Linked DNA regions of Homo sapiens: region 1 is linked to region 2. The links are chromatin contacts, found by Hi-C in ENCODE. All regions are on one chromosome and are shown on one strand. The core of a region is the stretch at or near the end of the contact, and the rest is flanking DNA. Distances in the headings are between cores, read along the strand shown.

Region 1 (2,700 bases), core at 23-2,522, 76 kb after region 2:
CACCAGCAAATTATTAAACGTGGTTCCAAAGGGATATTTAAAAAGGGAAATTAAGTGTTTCCATGAAGGTCCTATTCACAGCAGAAACGCAGACACTGTTCATGACCTCACCACACAAACTTCCCTTATGTGTTGGGAGGGACCAAGGGGCTCTCTGGCCCTGCACCTGCGTTAATTACGGCCGGGAGGTCCACACTAGGACCCCAAGGTCTGGGAACCAGCCTGGATCGGGGGCAGAGAAGCGGTGGATGTGGCTCCCAAAGTGTCTTAGGGGCTCCCTTCCCTGTGGCTGTTTCCTGACTGGATGCAGCAGGGTCAGGCCTTTCGCTGTGACGTTTTCAACTCTTTGTCAGAGTGGCAGGAGCGTCCCTGTGAGAGGCCTGACCCAGGTGTGGGTCATGCAGCCAGCCCGGGGTCCAAGGGGCACTCCTGGGATGAACAGGAGGATTTGCGACAGCCTAGAGGATAGAGGAAATGGTGGCTTTGAAAAGGCAAGTGCTAGGTTATCAGGGAACGCATATATCCATTTCTGGCAGCGAACGGACGGTTTCAGACACTCACGAGGGAGCTTCCCGCGTAGGATGCCAAGAAGTCGGAGAACAGTCAGACACCTGGCGATTAGCCCGTCCTACGCAGGGACTACACTGCGCATGTTCAAAGGGGGCGTGTCAGGGGTGGGGCGAGACGGAGGGGCGGTGCCGAGGGGAGAGGCAGCGCAGAGGGAAGGAGCGGGGCGAGGAGAAGGGGCGGGGCGAGTACTGCTCCAAGATATGGCAACCGTGACAGCTTTGCGAGTAGCTCCAGGTCCCCTGCTGCTCCGTGAGAAATCAAACTTCTGGCAATGACGAAGCATGAAGCCAGCATCTCAGGGAGAGGTAGTGACATAATTACACGATAAGACAAGCCGCCTGGTCTCGCTGTCACTTGGCAGGCAAGAGAGGTTCGGGAACAACCAGGCTCCCCTTTGGCATGGCAGAACTGCTCTGGACTCGGGAAGGTGTGGATTGGAGGGCGGGAGCTACGCCTGGCATACTGGGACTTGTCATCTTTGATTAGCTTCCAGTTTTTTAATTGCAGGGCGACCGGATTACAATCCCAGCCAGCATGAACATGGGGCGGCGCGCAGTCCTGAAGGGGGAAGCCGGGCTGTGCCGGCCTGGCTCTGCCGGCCTGGCTCTGCATGCTGGGAGCTGTAGTCTCTTCACCGCTCCCGCCCGTTGTTTCAAGCGCTTCGGGACTGCAATCCCAGCATGCCCCGGTCTCAGGGGCGGGGCGCAGTTCTTGCGGGAGGAGCGGGGCGGTGCGCTCCTGGCCACGCAGGCTGGAAACTGTAGCTCTTAACGGTTCCCCGCCCGTTGGTGGCAAGGCGGCTGGACTAGAATCCTAGCAGGCGATATGCGAGAAGGCGGGCAGCCCAAGAGGGTTGGGCAGGGCAGTGTGGATCTCGCCGCTTCCACAGCGATGCTGGCTACTGATTTCGGACACCTCCTTGCCATGGGATGTGAGTCCGGAGAGGGACAGGAGGGGCAGGTCCGGGTTGGGCAGTGAGGAGGGTGTGACGCCGCGAAGTGCACCTCGCCCTTGTCCAACTCGGACGGGTGTGGTCCTCACCTCACTTCCCGCTGCTAGGCTGGGTTCCCTCTCCCACCTGCACCCGGGGTCTTTCCTGGACATCACGCCTCCTCCAGCCCAGGGAGCCACCTGCTTTCCTAAGCTGCTGTGGGAACTGGCCTGCGGTCCAGGCACTGTCCACTGTGCCGCTGCCCTCTTTTCTCTCCAGCCAGAGCGCAGTGCAGCCGCTATGGGGAGAAATCCGCCGCCCGGCCCGCCAGTGCACAAGTTCAGAGCTTTGCGTGGGGCAACATGCTCTGTGGCTTCATGAAAATGTCACCCTCACCAGCGCCTTTTTCGCGGATGTGGATGTTGAGGTGGCAGAGAGGGTCATTATTGGTTTACCCAGGAGATGCTAACAGCAGAAGAGAAAATCTCACATCCCAGGCGTGTGTCTCTGGTGCGCCATTTTCCCCCAACCCATTTGGTGGAAAGTTCCCCAAATAGCTACCTAAAGATGAAGATAGTTTAGGCATTTTACACGTGACATCATTGGCCTCATCTCAACCGAGGCCTGACTGGGCAGTGTCTCAAAGACACAATGGCAACCTGATTCTCAGGAACAGGTGGTGCTCCAGCTTTGTGTGAGCGACTTTCAAGGTATAGAGCACTTGGGGAGTCTTTGAAACTCCTCAGGCTTCACAACTTTGCTTTGAATGGAATGTTCATCACCCCCGGCACTCACGGAGGTACCTTTACTCTCTCGGGCTGATCTGTTTAATTTTTCTGTCCAGACAATGGAAACTTCTGGGAGCACTTCTGGTTTCGTGTAGCTTCCTAATAATTGATGTCCCTTAATTCCAGGTGTCCTCAGGGAAAGTTCCTTTGATTCTGGAATGGCTCCAGCTTTTATGCTTTTGTGTTTAATCCGTAAAAACCAAGGTGTTAATCTACATAAAAATAAGACCTTGTTCATATCACACATTCCAACAGGCTTCATTTCTGATTCCTGAATGCGGATTACTATTTTAAAAAAGCCTAAAAACTCTGGTCATGGATATTAGACACTGTTATTGTACTTTGTGAAGAATTTACTCCTTCAGGATCAATTACACACGGGCTCATCAGCACCTTTGTCAATAAAGGAAC
Region 2 (2,700 bases), core at 109-2,608:
TTGTATCTCCAGCACCAAGGACAGGGCCTGGTACATAGTAGGTGCTCAGGAAATACTTGCCCCATGAATCCATGTATGGTTTCTTTCAAATGTTCCTCAATGCTGCAGTGAATAAAATACAAATTCATTTTAAGGCATTCGTACATTCCCAGTGACTTTGTGGCTTGATCTTCTTTTCTGTCAATGACTAAGACTACCTTCGTATATTGAGAGGAGGCGAAGCATCATCTGTACTGAGCAAGTGAGGACTCAGAAGGCCTAGAATGGAGGCAGGGGTGTCTTAATGCAGATTGGCAGTGGGGTCTTATGGAAGAGCAGGGGCATGAAGTGAGCTTCTTGTGCAAGTGGCACCCTCTCTCTGTGCCTCAGTTTCCACATCTATAACATGGAGATTGTAACAGAACTTACCTTATAGAAGGTTCTCAACTTCGGTGCTACTGACATTTGGGGCTGGATAATTCTCTGCTGTGCGGGTTGTCCGGTGCACTGTAGGGCATTGAGCAGCATCCCTGGCCTCCACCCATCAGATGCCAGTACCTTCTCCCCAGTTGTGATAACCCCAAATGTCCCCACATATAGCCTAATGTCCCCTGTGGGGGCAAAATCACCCCTAGCCAAGAACCACTGCCTGCTCGGATGATCCGGGTGCTTGTGGTAAAACCCGGCACAGGCTGGTGCTCAAGTTGTGCAGGGAATCGTAGCTGCTCCATGGTTAAGTGGCTGCCTGGCCCTGCCACTCCTTAGCAGATGGCCTTGGACCAGTGACTCCAGCTCTCTGAGCCTCAGCATCTTCATCTGTAAAATGAGATAATGATAGCACTTCATCTCTTGGGGCTGTCAGGAGGATTGAGTAGATTAATCCTGTGAAGTGCTCAGAAGCATGCTTGGCACACAGTGGGAATTTGGAGGCTGAGGCTGAGGCTGAGGCTGATGAAGGCTTCTGGGAATAGTGGGAGCTAGAGAAAGGGCTGTTTGCATCCTCACCTCTGCAAGTGCTACCTGAGGCCTCTGGCGTGTGTGCCCCTGCACAAATGGAGGACATGCAGGCACGGCTGCCCCCACCCAGGCAGGCAGCTGGCTCAGTCGTCTTCCTAGTTGTATTTTTCTCCTTCTCTGTGTCTCTTTTCTGTCTGTTTCTCTTTTAACTTTCTCTGTCTCTCTCCCTCCCTCTGTTTTCTTCTCTCTCCGTCTCTGTGTTTCTCTTTCTCACCCCCTGTCTCTCGCTCTCTCTCTCTCTCACTCTGCCTGTTTCTCTCTCCCTTTCTCTCTCTCCTCTGCCTGCCCGCCTCCCCTGGCCATCCTGCCTTGTGGCTCTGTCTCTCTGCAGTCAGCCCTTGTCCCCATGCCAGCACGTTATGTCCCTGGTCAGACCCAGATGTCAGGCAGGGCCTGGCGGGTGGCCATGGGATGCTGCCGGGCAGGCGGGAGGGAGTGCTCGGCTTCCCAGTCCCACTGTAGTGGCCGCATGCCTGCCGCCAGGCCTGGCCTGCCCAGGCTGGTAGCAAAGCTTCGCTTCTCCCAGCCTGGCCTCAGCTGGCTGGAGAGTGGACAGCGCTTGGTGGCTGCCTTCCCTGTGAGCCTGGGGCTGCAGGCCACTCATCTTTTCCCTTCCCCCACTTTGACCCCACAACCACAAAGACTTGGTCCCAGAGGGTAGACAGTATAGCATGGGGCCAAGTCTTGGCTGTGTGACCCAGGCAAGTCACCCAGCCTCTCTGAGTCTCCTTGTAAAACAAGGCCATTGAGGCACCTGCTTCTCAGGTCCGGAGGGGGCATCTACCCACAGTGGCTCACAGCACAGCAGGAGCGAGGCCCCAGTAGGAATTTGGTGTCACTGCAGTGTCTAGGCCAGCAGTCTTCAAGGAGGGGAGGCTGGCAGAGATGGGGGGATCTGGATGTCACAATGACAAGGGAGCATGGCTGACGAGCAGGCAGGGATGTGCCATGGGGGACTGCCAGGCAGGACAGCCCCACCCACAACACAAACAGTGCCCTGCTGAGAAACCCTCTCCAAGCCCAGCTGGTCTCAAGTCCCATCAGAGCTTAAATAAGTGGTTAAAAAAAGTCATATTTCTTGTTTGGTTTGTTTGTTTCTTCCCCCTGATTTTCAAAGCAAAGTAGTTTCCTTGAAGGACATTGGAAGGGTATTTGAGCTTCCTAGTTTAAAAACAGACTTTAGGATCTGACTGATGCGGGTCCAATCCAGCCGGGTGACCCTGGCCAGTGGCTTTGCTCTCTGACCCTCAGTTTCCTCATCTGCCAAATGAAAGTAAGGAATGAGAAGGTTGTGGAGATGAAGCAAAAGCATGTTTGTAAAGCACCCAGAATGAGATCTTGCCTGTTGTGGTAAATGCTCTATATTCAGTAGCCTTTCTTTCTTGTCTTTTTTTATTCTTATTTTAAATATAGGAGACACAGAAAAGTACAAGAAGAAAACTAAAAAGGTGACCCCGAGAGAACCATTCTAAGATGTCCATGGGAATTCAGCTCAGCTCATGTATTTATATTGAGATCCTACTGTTGTCTGCTTTTTCATTTTTCATGAAAATAAAACTTGACTCAAAGTTTCATTTAAAAATACTTTTGCTTATTACTATTATTTGAATACTTACACATTCAAAAGGTTCAAAAGGTGTCCATGGAGAAGTGAGGCAACCTCCCACTCGAGCCTCTGTTGATCAGTTTCTTGTGTTTTCTTCC

The links. A loop is a pair of places that touch in the nucleus more often than their neighbours do. Pooled maps may share reads with other maps.
Region 1: a loop to region 2 is called in a map of heart left ventricle, with 15 times the contacts of the local background. The contact joins the promoter of MIR3147HG here to the enhancer-like site in region 2. A Hi-C loop is called at or near these places in 4 of 168 maps with a recorded cell type or tissue (heart left ventricle and heart right ventricle) and 5 of 50 pooled maps.

Annotation. Positions count from the first base shown.
Region 1 is chr7:57,403,495-57,406,194 of GRCh38, forward strand. MIR3147HG (MIR3147 host gene) reads left to right here and starts at 1,273. Exons shown (of 3, transcript NR_120505.1): 1 at 1,273-1,501. MIR3147 (microRNA 3147) reads left to right here and starts at 1,531; the gene lies at 1,531-1,596. LOC105375299 (a long non-coding RNA gene) reads right to left here and starts at 625. Exons shown (of 2, transcript XR_927305.3): 1 at 562-625.
Region 2 is chr7:57,327,240-57,329,939 of GRCh38, forward strand. No RefSeq gene overlaps it. Among named protein-coding and RNA genes, the nearest start is that of MIR3147HG, 76 kb to the right of the region's middle. Within about 2 kb of position 1,359, at least 2 of the 41 ENCODE cell types and tissues checked have a DNase peak (open chromatin) inside an H3K27ac peak, as active enhancers do.